2 separate regions of the Homo sapiens genome follow, and region 1 is linked to region 2. The links are chromatin loops, found by intact Hi-C in ENCODE. Cell type or tissue: mammary epithelial cell. All regions are shown on one strand.

Region 1 (8,000 bases), 740 kb before region 2:
TGTGCCTCTGTACGGTGGCGACCAGAGACCCCTGATCTTACCACAGTGACCATTTTAAATAAAGCTGTTGGGCCACGCGTAGTGGCTGATGCCTATAATCCCAGCACTTTGGGAGGCCGAGGTGGGCAGATCACTTGAGGTCAGGAGTTCAAGACCAGCCTGGTCAACATGGTGAAACCCCATAAAAATACAAAAATTAGCCAGGTGCGGTGGCACATGCCTGTAATCCCAGCTACTCAAGAGACTGAGGCAGGAGAATCACTTGAGCCTGGGAAGCGGAGGTTGCAGTGAGCCAAGATTGTGACACTGCACTCCAGCATGGACAGCAGAGTGAGACCCTGTCTCAAAAATAAATAAATAAATAACGCAAGTTATTGGTTGTTATGAAAGTAACATCTGACCATTACAAGACATTTTAAAATATAGAAAAGTCTGAAGAGTAATGTCAGATCACCCCTAATGTTACCACCCAGTAGTGACTTGTTTGCGTTTTGGCCCACCCCCTTCCATCAGCCCTTTTCCCATGTATGGATGGTCCTGGGATATTCACTTTGACATTTTGTTTCTCCATTAACATTATCTCCCAGTGCGGTGGCTCACAACCTGTAATCCCAGTACTTTGGGAGGCCAAGACGGGTGGATCTCTTGAACCCAGGAGCTTGAAACCAGTCTGAGCAACATGGCAAAAACCCGTCTCTACAAAAAATACAAAAATTGTCCAGGCGTGGTGGCACACCTACTTGGGTGGTGGAGGTGGGAGGATTGCTTGAGCCCAGTAGTTCAAGGCTGCAGTGAGCCATCATGGTGCCACTACGCTCCAGTCTAGGCAACAAAACAAGACCTTTTCTCAAAAACAAAAAACAAAAAACACCATTATTGCTCAGTAGTTCCTAATATTCGTAAAAATATTTCCCTTCCACCCACCAGCTTTTGAGCTTTTCACTGCTTCTCAGATTTTACACTTAGGTTTGGTGGAGTGAGGCGAAAATAGAATTCATTGCTTGTCCTCATTCCTTGCAAGTGTGTCTGTAATGTCATGAATATGGAAGCTCACGTGGCTGATGGTTGACAGCTTCGACAGTTCTCACCTCTGTCTTAGTCATGCCCGGTTCACCAGTCCAGGCAGCAGGGTAACCAAGGCTGGGCTGGGAGCTGGAAGCAGCAATTGGTGAATGAGTGGGCACCCGCGGATAAAGAGAGAGCAGCCGGTGAAGCGAGGCTGGGCTCACCATGCACCTGGAGATCTCCTCCTGGGGTGCAGGCCCGCGTGTCTCTACTCCGAAGTGCAGGAAATAAACACTGGCACTAATGACCTTCCTGATGTGTGATTCAGCAGCTCCAGATTTGGCATTGCCTCTGGCTCAGCAGATCAGACACAAATCTTCAAGAATGTGTTCATTATGGGAGAACAAATTTTAAGAATGAAATTATCAGTCATTCAAATTGCGGTCTAGGCACTCTGGAGCACTCCAGACCTTAAAGCTGTCCTGCAATGAAGGATGGCCCTGTGCCCTGTAAGGAACAAAAGCAGGTTGTAGGACAGAACTGTGTTAGAGGTGCTTTTTTGCTTATTGTTTTGTTTCTGGCAAAAGGAAAATGAGTGGGAGTTTGTGTGTGAGCACACACAGGCTCCTGACTTTTACGAGGTTTTGGAAAGATGGATATCAAACTTTTAGCAGTGATTTCCCCAGACCTACAAAAGTGTTCAAATACAAGACTTTTTTTTTTTTTTTTACAGTGAGTAGGAATTACTTTTGTAATTAAAAATAAATCAAAGCATGAAAAAAATGTATGATTTTGGACCAGTCAATTCTTAGAATCTTGTATCGCAGGTTTGTACTTACAGGGCATAAATGGAAGGATATTTATTGCAGAATCACTTGTGAGAGCTAAACATAAAACAGACTGTTTATCAGTAGGGCTGGATGGGGCAGTTGGAGACGCCTGTGCTGTGGAGTGGCATGCAGCTGTGGGAGAACACACATATCTATCTGCTCCAACATGAGCTGCTGTCCAAGAGATTTTATTCTGCCAAAAAAACAGGAGCAGGAAAATATGGATGACACGATTCTATTTAAAATCAAGTTCATTTAGGCCGGGTGTGGTGGCTCACGCCTGTAATCCCAGCACTTTGGGAGGCCAAGGCAGGCGGATCACCTGAGGTCAGGAGTTCAAGACCAGGCTGGCCAACAGTGCAAAACCCTGTCTCTACTAAACATATAAAAATTAGCCAGGCATGGTGGCGGGCGCCTGTAATCCCAGCTAGTCGGGAGGCTAAGGCAGGAGAATCACTTGAACCCAGGGGGCAGAGGTTGCAGTGAACTGAGATCCCACCACTGCCCTCCAGCCTAGGAGATAGAGCGAGACTCCATCTCAAAAATAAATAAATAAACAAACACTCTGTCTCAAAAATAAATAAAATAAAGTTCATTCAACATTCGAATTAAGAAAACCATATAAAACTACTGTGTCTATATGTCAGAATAGTTGAATATCGGTTGTTCCATGTGGTTCAACCTAAAATATACATAAAGTTAGGAGAACACGAAACTTAACCATTTATAGCCTTTGGGAAAGAGGACTGTTAGAAATACTATCTTTTGAAAGGCCACATTTCTGTAATACTACAGTTTTTCCCAGTAAGCATGAGTCATGTTGGTAATGTTAAGTAGATAATAAAAGCAGGTGATGGTGTCAGTGTGAGCTCACACCTCTGGTCTTGGCGTGAGAGTGGCCTGGACTCTCCTGCTAACCTTAATAATGAAAAATGAACCAAACCCTAGTAAAAAAGAATGAATCGGCATCCCCAGTGCCCCGAAGATTTCTGGAACACCTGCCTCAGAACCCTTTCAGAGGGGAAGCTGCTAGGTGGGGCCAGAAGAAAGTTTTGTTTGTGGTTTTACTTGATTTCTTCTTATTTGGGGGAGCAGGGGTGGGGCAAGGCTGGGTTTTGGGACAAGGTGCTTTTTTCCTAAGGTGGCAGTAGCATGTTCACTTTTAGAACCGAGTTAGCTCTTTTAGGCCTCACACTGACCAGAAATCACTTGTTTGCTTCCAGATGAGAAGCGCTTTGCCCCCTGGCCATGGGGCCCTCTAAGTCTGATATAGTTATTTGCAAGGTTAAGGAGAAAACAGAACACCGTGGTTTTCTGGGGATGTGGGAAAGTGGCTCTCTAGAGAACTCACCTTCCACCAGGCTTAGGGTCAGCGTCCTGAAACGGCACCACTTTGTCTTACATTCAATTGCTTTGACGTGTGGGGTGCTTGGGGCCACGCAGCCTGGGAGGAGCCAGCCCTGCCTGGAGTCCTGCTCAGAATCTGAGGTCACCTCAGCCTGCCTGGTGTGCCCCCTGTACCTTTCTGTAAATCCTGTAGAGGGAGACAAAGAGTTACTTTTCCCTGTGATTTAAAAAAAAAAAAAATGCAGGGAAGGTAGCTGGTGGCCTTGAATCTTGGTACCCAGTGCTTTCCAAGAATTCTTGTGCCCCTGTTGCATATTGTATTGGGTCAAGAGCATGGACTACTGGTGCTCTTTTAAATCTAGTGCATGTTTAATTATTACCCTAAAAGAATCTGTCATCATTAGATAAAAATGTGAAGAAAACATTAAAATGTTGAATGAGGAAAAGGATCGTGTCTAATCCCAGTACCAAGTTTCACTCACCTTGGACAAGGGTCTCCAGTGAATTTCATGAACTTGTCAGTAGCTGGGGAGACCTTGATAAAAGTGAAATTGGGCAGAGCACCTATCTCCGATGGTATTCAAACATCAGGAACAGAAAGCGGATGTGGTCGTTATTAAGATCATTAGAATTCATTTACTTTTTATACTGCATATTCCCGCTTGTTTCCAGGTTGGGCAGTTTTGGGTTTTGTTTCCCCAGGATGCAGCCGGGTGTGCATTTTTTGGTGCATCATGTTTTTTAAGGTGTGGTGTGCCCTTTTACCCCATTGTGTAACTTAGGTGATGACACACGTGCACGTGAAGATTTTGGCTGGAGGTGGAGAGTGGGTTGGTAGAGAACTTAGAGTAGAAAAGGGATGTTTTCTGAAAAATCACGAAAGCCTTATTGTTCACAGGTCCCCGAGACAGCAGCAAGATGGGGATTCTGTACATCTTGGTCCCCAGCATCGCAATTCCACTGGTCATCGCTTGCCTTTTCTTCTTGGTTTGCATGTGCCGGAATAAGCAGAAGGCATCTGCGTCCACACCGCAGCGGCGACAGCTGATGGCCTCGCCCAGCCAAGACATGGAAATGCCCCTCATTAACCAGCACAAACAGGTCTCCATGCCTTACATTTTCTACCCGGGTGGCTCTTCCAGGTTTAATCCTCAGGGGTTGTTTCCCCCAACATTAAATGTCTTAATTTACTTGATACATAGCACATAATTATTTTAAACTCCGCTTCATTTTGCCATTTTTTTTTTCTGTAAACTAGATCAGGACATGTGTGCTTTAGAAAATAAATGGCAGGCGTGTTGGGAATTCACTGCCCCAGAGTCCATGGGCCTCCTTCTGCCTGGACCATGCTGCCCCTGTGGGCCCCAGCGAGTGTCCTCACTGTCCAGGTGCCTCAGCTCTGCCCAGAAGACACACAAGAACAACAGGGCTCCAATGCTCCCCATAATTTTTCTTGACACTTTTGGGTTGGGTTGGTTTTGCTTTGTTTTGTTTACAGGGAAGGATAGGAGAATAGCTCTTAAATGGGAGTAGGTGGACAGGCTACCACTAAAAGGCCACCCCTCATCCCAGAGCAGCCTTAGATGGGGGTGGGGCACTGAAATACAACAGATGAGAACATGTGCTGCAGCCTCTCCAGGTTGTGTTGTAAAAGGGCATTTACACTCATTGCAAGCCGTAGGTAACATCATTCTCAGCCAGCTTTGCAGGGGCTCTTCAAGGTGGCCAGGAGGGAGCTGATGCACTTGGCTCTTCAGTCCCAGAGTCGGTGAGAGTTTGCTATGGGCAGGGGCTGGCCAGCGAGGAGGGCACAGAGCCCCGGGGCTTGCACGGAGGCCCAGGAACCTCTGGGGAGGATGAGGGCTGGCCACACGGGAGGAGCTGGTGTCATAGAGGCCGAGAGAGATGCAGGGTTCTCAGGGCTCCTATCACCTGTGGGGTACTCTTTCCAGGAACATGTTTAACAGAGACCCTAGTCAAGAGGCCCATGGACAGGCCCATTGAGGGAACCTCTGTAGAACAACTGGCTTGGACTCTTATAAGTGACAAAATTGCCAAGACAAAAATGTCGTGGGAAAGCCTCTGTGGGGTCCATGAGAAAAAGACATCACATCTCACGTGATGTGTCGGCACACATGGGGGTTGGAGGGAACCTGGCAGGGTATGTCCGGGGCAGCCCCAGGGCAGCTGGTGCCTGGGCCTGGCTGTAGGGTGTGTGTGTGTGTCCACACATGCACAAGTGGGAAGGAAGTCAGTGTGTCCCAGCTGGATTTTGGAGGGACCTTATTTGTAGCCTGGTTGGGATCTGTGGAAGATTGCAGATGGGAAGCAACCTTGGCATCAGAGCCGTATTTAAGGTTAACTAGAGAGCTGTGGGTGGGCAGGCCAAGGCTGGGTGGGCAAAACCAGCGGGTCTTCTGCAAGGCCCCCCTAGTCGTGGCCGCACAGGGACTCCACTCCTCCCGGCTGCTCTGCAGCTTCCTCCAGGGCTGCGGTGACAGTGATGTTTCACGTGGGGCTTTTCTTCTTGACAGGCCAAACTCAAAGAGATCAGCCTGTCTGCGGTGAGGTTCATGGAGGAGCTGGGAGAGGACCGGTTTGGGAAAGTCTACAAAGGTCACCTGTTCGGCCCTGCCCCGGGGGAGCAGACCCAGGCTGTGGCCATCAAAACGCTGAAGGACAAAGCGGAGGGGCCCCTGCGGGAGGAGTTCCGGCATGAGGCTATGCTGCGAGCACGGCTGCAACACCCCAACGTCGTCTGCCTGCTGGGCGTGGTGACCAAGGACCAGCCCCTGAGCATGATCTTCAGCTACTGTTCGCACGGCGACCTCCACGAATTCCTGGTCATGCGCTCGCCGCACTCGGACGTGGGCAGCACCGATGATGACCGCACGGTGAAGTCCGCCCTGGAGCCCCCCGACTTCGTGCACCTTGTGGCACAGATCGCGGCGGGGATGGAGTACCTATCCAGCCACCACGTGGTTCACAAGGACCTGGCCACCCGCAATGTGCTAGTGTACGACAAGCTGAACGTGAAGATCTCAGACTTGGGCCTCTTCCGAGAGGTGTATGCCGCCGATTACTACAAGCTGCTGGGGAACTCGCTGCTGCCTATCCGCTGGATGGCCCCAGAGGCCATCATGTACGGCAAGTTCTCCATCGACTCAGACATCTGGTCCTACGGTGTGGTCCTGTGGGAGGTCTTCAGCTACGGCCTGCAGCCCTACTGCGGGTACTCCAACCAGGATGTGGTGGAGATGATCCGGAACCGGCAGGTGCTGCCTTGCCCCGATGACTGTCCCGCCTGGGTGTATGCCCTCATGATCGAGTGCTGGAACGAGTTCCCCAGCCGGCGGCCCCGCTTCAAGGACATCCACAGCCGGCTCCGAGCCTGGGGCAACCTTTCCAACTACAACAGCTCGGCGCAGACCTCGGGGGCCAGCAACACCACGCAGACCAGCTCCCTGAGCACCAGCCCAGTGAGCAATGTGAGCAACGCCCGCTACGTGGGGCCCAAGCAGAAGGCCCCGCCCTTCCCACAGCCCCAGTTCATCCCCATGAAGGGCCAGATCAGACCCATGGTGCCCCCGCCGCAGCTCTACGTCCCCGTCAACGGCTACCAGCCGGTGCCGGCCTATGGGGCCTACCTGCCCAACTTCTACCCGGTGCAGATCCCAATGCAGATGGCCCCGCAGCAGGTGCCTCCTCAGATGGTCCCCAAGCCCAGCTCACACCACAGTGGCAGTGGCTCCACCAGCACAGGCTACGTCACCACGGCCCCCTCCAACACATCCATGGCAGACAGGGCAGCCCTGCTCTCAGAGGGCGCTGATGACACACAGAACGCCCCAGAAGATGGGGCCCAGAGCACCGTGCAGGAAGCAGAGGAGGAGGAGGAAGGCTCTGTCCCAGAGACTGAGCTGCTGGGGGACTGTGACACTCTGCAGGTGGACGAGGCCCAAGTCCAGCTGGAAGCTTGAGTGGCACCAGGGCCCGGGGTTCGGGGATAGAAGCCCCGCCGAGACCCCACAGGGACCTCAGTCACCTTTGAGAAGACACCATACTCAGCAATCACAAGAGCCCGCCGGCCAGTGGGCTTGTTTGCAGACTGGGTGAGGTGGAGCCCTGCTCCTCTCTGTCCTCTGACACAGAGAGCTGCCCTGCCTAGGAGCACCCAAGCCAGGCAGGGGGTCTGGCAGCACGGCGTCCTGGGGAGCAGGACACATGGTCATCCCCAGGGCTGTATACATTGATTCTGGTGGTAGACTGGTAGTGAGCAGCAAATGCCTTTCAAGAAAATAGGTGGCAGCTTCACTCCATGTCATATATGGAGTGAATATTTCAAAACGTTGGGAATAAGGGCCTGCAAAAGGCAGCGAGGAGGCACCTCGGGTCTTGAGGTTCCTGACAACCGATCTGGTCTGTTGGTTTGAGGATGAAGGGGCTCCATTTCTGCTGCCTCCCTGCTGAGAATATTCTCCCTTTAGCAGCCAAAGATTCGCTGGAACGGAGGCTGCCCTCTGCTGCCTGTTGGGGTCGGAAGACAAGGGGCTTCTGAAATGGGAGTTCCTGAGATACAACAAAATGTGTGCCTTCAAAGAAACTGACAGCTTTGTATTTGGTGAAATGGTTTTAATTATACTCCATGTGTATTTTGCCCACTTTTTTTGGGAATTCAAGGGAAAGTGTTTCTTGGGTTTGGAATGTTCAGAGGAAGCAGTATTGTACAGAACACGGTATTGTTATTTTTGTTAAGAATCATGTACAGAGCTTAAATGTAATTTATATGTTTTTAATATGCCATTTTCATTGAAGTAT
Region 2 (8,000 bases):
AATGGGGTGAAGGTTAAAAAACTACCTATTTGGTACAATGTTCACTATTTGAGTGACGTGTACGCAAAAGTCCAGATTTCACCATGATGAAATATATCCACATACATGTAACAATACTGCACTTGTACCTCCTAAATCTATTTTTTTAAAGTGGAGTTTTATCTGATTGGTAGAAGAAGAGGAAGTCAGAGAGATTCCAAGTATGAGAAGTATTTGATGAACAATTACTGGCTTTGAAGATAGAGGAGGCCATGGAGCAAAGAATGCAAATGGCCTTAGGAGCTGAGAATGGCCCTTGACTGACAGCTAACAAAGAAATGGAGAAGTCAGTCAAGCAATAGCAAAAAATGGAATTCTCCCATCAACCTGAACAAGCTTAAAAGCAGACTCTTCCTCAGAACCTTGGTTAGAGCCCAGCCCAGCCAAAATTTCAGCCCTGAAAGACCCTAAGTAGAGACCCCAGTTGAGCCCACTTGGACTTCTGACCTACAGAACTGTGAGATAATGAATGGAAGTTGTTTGAAGCCATTAAGTTTATGGTAATTTGTTACACAACAATAGCCAACTAATAGACTCCATAATCCCAACAAACAACCTTAACTTCCATAAACAACTATTTATTGAACACTTACTGTACTTAAGGTATATGAAAGGGACATAAAGAGATAGCAACTATAAAAATGTAATTAGCTAATATTTATGGAGCAGTTCTACAATGTGCCATATAGTCTCCTGATTATGTGTGAATTATCTCATTTAATCTCCACAATCTGTGAAGGATGTAGTAGTTTATTACTAACAAAGGAGTAGAAACATGAAGGGTACGTAGATTGTCTAAGGTTTATTTATAAAACACGACAGACAGTAAGCACAACCAGTATAATTTCCGTATTTTCTGGGGTAGTGCTGATTTAAAATATTCGGTCTTCTTGCCTCCTGATTGCATTTATAATTGTCAAACCACATTCCTGGGTCTGTGGTTCAGAAAATATGGTCATCCTGCTTATAAAATAAAGACATATGTACCATAGGAGCCCTGACTCTCAAGGCAGCCATCTGTGTCCAGTGCAATGGGTCAAACATAGAGTGTTTCTTTAGTAAACACCACAAACTTGCTGTCTGCATGCTTCCTTAGAGGACACAGCGACTAATTGATGGTCAAATGGCATCCTTCAGTGAAGATTGGGATTGGGCAAAACTGGGATAAACACTGGAACCTGTTTTAGTTATCTATTGCTGAGTCATAGGAACCTCAACAAGCCAGTAATGGCTTAAAACTCATGATTTTGTGTGTCTGAAATATTTCAGGGGCTTGTCTGGGGTGGTTCTTCTCTGCTCTGCCTGGCTAGGACTGTCACTTGATGCTGCTCCTTGCTTTTCCCTCTCCACGTGACATCCTCATCCTTCAGGGCCTGTCAGTGGAACCTGGACTACTCACAGGTTGGTGGTCTTCAGATCGCCATACCTCTTTCATGGCGCTTGGCTTTCACAAAGCAGGAAGTGAAAGTTCCCAGACCTGTTAAGGACAACCACGAGTGGAACAGCATTCTCTCTGCTGTGTTCTATTGGACAAAGTGGTCAAAGGGTCTGACCGTCACATTGCAGGAGAATCTGTGGATTGGGAACATATTGTTGGTGTCATCTTTGGAAAATACAGGCCACTGTAGTGTTCCTTGAGAAATGTTATTTCTTCAGTCGCAGGGATATACTCCCGTTCTGAGAGTTAGGAAATAATGGAAATAAACTGAAGAGTAACAATTCAGACACACGTTGATGAGAACAGAGCATTTTCTTCCTGGGTTTCCCATTATATAAACACACAGAGGATCAGGTCATTATGGAGAGTGTGGGCCTACCAACCAGAAGGGTTTTATACCTCTTCTTAACTGCAACAGCTAGTTAGTCATTGCCTGCCAACTACCTCGTATCTGATCTTCCATCAGTTCTGGAGAGTTGCTGGAAATGTTCCCAAGCAACTGTGGTGCTGTTTCTGCAGGTAGAGGAGGGAAGAAAACAAGTAATGACCATTGAATTTTCCCTTTATTTTATATACTTATCACTATCATGCCATGGTTATTCATGCCACCCACAGCAAGTCCACACACATGTAAGGGAGAAGATTTTATGACATTCCTGCAGCCCTCATCACAGGGGGCTTGTCCTGTCCAGTATCTTCATCCTTTTGCATATAAGGACTGCTAACTGGATGAAATAGGCCCTGTTAAACCAGAGATAATTATTCATTTGAGAAAGACTATCATGTCTTCAAGTTATGCCAACATATGCATCAGATGCCAGCAGTTGCGTGATATATTATACTTGGTTCAGATTCAATCTAGATACTCTACATTTATTTCCTTATTTCCTGCCAGGAGACAAGGACTAGTATGATTTTCTGTCATGAGCTTCAGGGGAAGTTTCCATATTAAATGTTGTTATCATTTATATTAATTATTAACATATTAGTACATAATATATCATAGTAATATATTAAAAATATTGGTATATATTATTTTGAAATTACCATTTGAAATTATTTTGAAATGTGCATTAAATTGATGGTTATATGGAGCCAAGGTTCCTTATGCTTTTCTACATTAGTAGGAAGTTTTGGAACCAAATTTTTGGACCTCCTGGGTGTATAACATAGATTATCTCTCACTGTGCTCTGTGATCTTGTGGAGGTTGATGGCCTAAGAAAGAAACAGGATTGGGCTAACAGAAAATACCCTGCTGGAATAGGAAGATGGGGAGCTCACAGGGATGTCCCAGACCTCAGTACTTCTGCATAACAAACACCCAGACTCAGAGGCTTAAAATACAAACAATCATTCATTTTGATTGCGAATCTGCTTCACAGGTCACCCAACCTGTTACTGTCATCTTCTAGAATAATGTGGCATATTCAGGCTTTTTCAGAACCAATTAAAGTTGTCCTGAGGGGTTCAGTAAACATATAGCAGTAGGCTAAAAAGTATTAATCAAGACTGTGCCATGAGAACATCAGGCCAGCGGTTATCATGTAACTTGGATTTCCACACTCGTATTCAGCTTAAAATTATTCATTCAATTTTCCTTTAAGGGCACCTATATTTTAAGGGCCGTGGCTTCTCCTTTCTGGTCTGATAAAATAATAAAATGGTCACCATATTTTAATCTGGGTGCTTCGATGGACCTAGCGGAGGAACCTCCCCATTCCCAGCAGCATTATGATGTGGTATGTGTGAAGCCAAAGGCTGCAGGGGATGCCTGGAGACACGTGTGTGTGTGTGTGTGTGAGTGTGTGTGTGAGATTGTGTGTGTCTGTGGCTCTGCCCAGTGTAATTATTAGCTTGGAAATTACTCTAATCTGGTGAGTGCCAATGCAGTCATTCAATAATAAGTCAGAGAATATTTGGACAGGTTGAGGAGGAAGTTGACTCTGATGTCAAAAAGAGTGTCAAGGAATAGGAAGCCCACAGAGAAAGATGAATGTAGAGAAAAATATTTTTTCAAGCACAAAACAATGAATGATGTAGGAAATACATAAGATTTGTGCTGGGTTAAACGGGTGCAAGAAATAAGAAAGCATATGTTCAGGACCAGACACAAATTATAGGCAACACTGCTTCCCTTCTAGCTTCTACTTTTATATTCCCAATACGGCTTGATAAAAATGAGTTTCTCTTAACAAAGTTAAAGAAAAATTGAATTGTTGATTCCCATTGTGTTTTCCCCATGGCAGTTTAAAATAGATCATCTTCTACTTCCTTTTGTAACTGAAGAAGAAACACAGCTGGATTTGGGACTTGTAAGGGCAGGTTCTGACAGTCAGGACAGTGAGTGGATGAGATGAGATAATTGTTTTCTACACATTCAGACAGAAACCATGTGCCTGTGAATCCACCGTGAAAAAGCCGAGAAGGGAAATCATTTGCTCAACTTAAGTGTGAGACATCTCCCAAGATAAGGTGTTTCCAGTCCCAGAACCCACAGGAACATATAAGTCCCTCTGGAAGAACTGTCACATGGCCAGACCAGAGCAGGCATCATGTAGATTTTTCCAGAATAGCACGCTTAAGGAAAAATCAGTGCTCTTACCTATTAGGGAGGAGAGCTAATAGCAGCAAGGGTTAGTGTGTGCATCGACAGGCCACGTAAATCTGGGCTATGTGTTGGACCACATACATCTTCGTAGTAGAAGATCTTGCCCTATTTGTCCAGTATGTATGACTATCTAGAGAAAGGTTCAGATCTCCGGGGACGGCAGGGAAAGGAACCCTCTGCTGGACCCACAGCTCCTCCTACTGTGAGGTCTAGAGCAGGGCTGCTTGGCCTCACACTGGTAGGTGTGGAGCACGTACGAGCTCTACATCCTCACTCTCCATTCCTCTCTACACTCACATGGCTCCCACATCCGCTGACAAGAACCATCCTTCCAGATGAAACCCCATGTTCTTTTTTTTTTTTTTTTGAGATGGTGTCTCGCTCTGTCACCCAGCCTGGAGTACAGTCGCATGATCTCAGCTCACTGCAATCTCTGCCTCCCGGGTTGAAGTGATTCTCCTCCCTCAGCTTCCCAAGTAGCTGGGATTACAGGCATGCACCACCATGCCTGGCTAAGTTTTGTATTTTTAGTAGAAACGGGGTTTCACCATGTTGCCCTGGCTCGTCTGGAACTCCTGACCTCAGGTGACCCGCTGGCCTCGGCCTCCCAAAGTGCTGGGATTACAGGCGTGAGCCACCGTGCCTGGCCCCCCCATGCTGTTTCTAAAAGGAGGTGTAGCAGTAGTGTTTTCTCTCTTTCTTGATCTTGGATGATTCATTGGCACCCCTTAATGATTGGAACCCAAGGAAGTTCTCTGAGAGCCATTTACTAGACACCAGTATAAATTTTAAACTCAGGAAGGAATTGGCACTTCCAGTTGTATTCAATGTATTCATTGTTGATGCAGGACAGCTATAAATAAATGAGATTCTGGAATTCCTATGAAAATGGGATCTCTAAGAAAGATTCCTAACAACTGGCTTTGGAGACGAGTAAGTGTGTATTTTCACCTTTAAGTCCATGAGCTGCAGGGAGCCACTTCATGGGAGGATTTTGATGACATTTTACTTTGTGCATGCTCATTTTAACTGTATGACATTAAAACAGCAATTACACATATCAAAAGAGAGAACGGATAGCACTGGGGACCAAAAGGCTCACTTTCCCACAAATAGTCCCTTCTTCTGGATTTCATGGGTACCCATTAGTACCAGAATTTCCTGGGTTTGGCTATGGAAAGTTTCAAGTATATATTACATATATATTATAAGATGAGGACAACTTGAAGCCACTACCTGTCGTCAGTGTGTAAGGAGGGAGGTAGTTTTTCTTGGGAGGGTGGAGGTGGGAGGTAGCCCAGGGAAAGGCATGAAGGGCAACAGGCTGGGAGGAGGGAGGAAGTGCAGTCAGCCTTGGAACCTTAGACAGACTGAGTGCTGCATCTGGGCACAGGCGGTCAGCCTGCACTGACTCCTGAAGGCAAAGCAAGGGAGGGGAGAAGCATGTGGCTAAACAGAGAAGGGGAGGATTCTAGCCAGAACACACTGTTTGCTTTTATAAATGCCAGGGGTGGTGCATTGGTAAGCACCCTGCACAGAAGAATGGGGTGGGAGGGCTGGAGGAATACCTGGTCCAGTCCATCCAGGAGTCCTCCCATACCTGCATTCCCTGCCCATGATGCGATTTGATGCTCAGCCTACATCAAATAACACTATGTGCTGAATGGGAAATGAGAGGAAAATACGAGGAGGCCTTATTATTCTTCACAATTTTGCCTATGTCCAATTCCATTCAGCATGATTGCTTTTGGTGCCCAGAGAAGCTGAGTTTCTATCAAAAACATGTATATATAGGTGAGTGTATCTGTGTGTTTGTACATGTATGTATATGTGTGTGTATACATGTATATATAAGTATATGAAGATGGTGGTGTTCCTGCTGGCATCCTATGGCCAACTTGACTTCAGAGTACCCAGGGGAAGGCCTGGCTGGCCGGATGCCCTTGCAGATGTCAGCTCCAGTGTGGACATGGTGCAATGACAGCCAGGGGTGTGGGAGCATCCTGAATGTGTCCCGTGGGAGGGCAGGGCCTCTGAAAGGGTCCTACTCAGGATATGTCTCCTGAAAGCCACCAGGGGGTGGAGAGAGAAGTAGGAGCCCAACAATGGCTCCATCCCTGCTCTGCTTTTGGCGGTTGTATAACATCCCTGAGTCCCAGATTATTTGTCTATCAAAAGGACAAATGAGGTGGCTCATGCCTGTAATCCCATCACTTTGGGAGGCCAAGGTGGGCAGATCATTTGAGGCCAGGAGTTCGAGACCAGCCTGGCCAACATGGTGAAACCCCATCTCTACTAAAAATACAGAAATTAGCCAGGTGTGGTGGTGCATACCTGTAATCCCAGCTACTCAGGAGGCTGAGGCAGAAGAATCTCTTGAACTTGGGAGGTGGAGGTTTCAGTGAGCCAAGATCACACCACTGCACTCCAGCCTGGGCAGCAGAGTAAGACTCCATCTAAAAAAAAAAAGAGATAACAATATCCCCTTTGCAGAATGGTGATGGGCATCAGACATGACATATGTAACATGTCCCATGCACGGAAGGGTGCTCCATGACTGCAAACCTGGATGATGATGACAACGACGATGGAGATGACTAAGACTGTATTTAAAAATGGTATGAATAATTTTAAATTATTAAATTAAAGAGTCATAAGAAAGATAAATCATGGGCCTTCCTCAACTTTCCCCTACTCTTGAAAAATGAAAAAACAAAGGAGCCACAGACAAGCAATACAGTCTCATTGTAAAGATCCAAGCCACAGACCAGGAAACAGAATAAAAATTCACTTTTTGGAAATGGTTCTGGCTATGAAGCCTTCAAGTATTTTCTTCTGCCTTAATAAACCTGTACATGTGCATATACTTGGATCATTTTTTACATGTATTAGATCACATAGTACATAATGTTTTATACTTATCTTTTTAAAAATATAGCTTGGAGATTGTTTTCCATGTTAGTCTGTAGCCTCTTCCTTATTATTTTAAAGAGCTGAATAATATTGGATCATATGAGTATATCATATTTTACGTAACCATTTTCTTCTTGATGAACATTTGAGTTATTTTCAAGTTTTCAATACCACAATGTTTGTGTTTCAGTATTTTTGTAGATATACAAAGCTAGAAGTATCAGTGGGTCACTGATATGCATATTGACAGTGCAGGCTTTACTTTTCTATACTCCTGCAGACAAAATATATGACAGTGCTTCAAACTCTTGCCGACAGTGTTTATTTTCAACTTTAAAAACTTTCTTTGTTGGCCGGGTGTGGTTGGCTCACGCCTGCAATCCCAACACTTTGGTAGGCCAAGGCAGGTGGATCACATGAGGTCAGGGGTTCAAGATCAGCCTGGCCAACGTGGTGAAACCCCAATTCTACTAAAAATACAAAAATTAGCCAGATGTGGTGGTGCACACCTGTAAGCCCAGCTACTCGGGAGGCTGAGGCAGGAGAATTACTTGAACCCAGGAGGCGGAGGTTGAGGTGAGCCAAGATTATGCCATTGCACTCCAGCCTGGGCAACAGAGTGAGACTCTGTCTCAAAAAAAAAAAAAATTTTTTTTTCTTTGTCAGTTGATGGTCTTTGATTTGCAATTCATTGAGGATGAGCAAGATTGAACGTTGAAAGACACACACTGGCCACTGGTATTTCTCCCTTTTGGTGACACTTGTTCATTTCCTTTGCAGTTTTCTAGGAGTTATCTTACATTTACTGATTAGTCAGAGTTCAGAAAATATCTATGGGTATAAACGCTTTCTTTTGAAACCAACATTTATCTTTTTAATTTTTCTGTTTTTCATTGTGCAGATGGTTTCAAACTTTATGTGGTTAAATTAGTCAGTTTTTCCATTTATGGCTTCTGGGTTTTACACTTTCCTTAGGAAAGCCTTTCCTATGTTCTATATAT

The links. Hi-C counts contacts between places; a loop is a spot of excess contacts. Peaks named below come from ENCODE experiments on the same cell type or tissue, not always from the same donor. Only the 100,000 strongest peaks of a DNase experiment are listed, where the experiment ranks them.
Region 1: a loop joins it to region 2, with 4 times the contacts of the local background. A loop is called at or near these places in 2 of 110 quality-filtered maps.

Annotation. Positions count from the first base shown.
Region 1 is chr9:91,722,824-91,730,823 of GRCh38, reverse strand. It overlaps ROR2 (receptor tyrosine kinase like orphan receptor 2), which reads left to right. Exons shown (of 9, transcript NM_004560.4): 8 at 4,081-4,283; 9 at 5,717-8,000. The coding sequence ends at 7,162. Among named protein-coding and RNA genes, the nearest start is that of MIR3910-2, 90 kb to the right of the region's middle. In mammary epithelial cell, a CTCF peak has its summit at 3,373; no DNase peak of the experiment used is centred here.
Region 2 is chr9:90,981,690-90,989,689 of GRCh38, reverse strand. No RefSeq gene overlaps it. Among named protein-coding and RNA genes, the nearest start is that of LINC02957, 11 kb to the left of the region's middle. In mammary epithelial cell, a CTCF peak has its summit at 4,285; DNase peaks (open chromatin) are centred at 1,179, 1,929, 3,869 and 4,249; H3K27ac peaks cover 1,300 bases.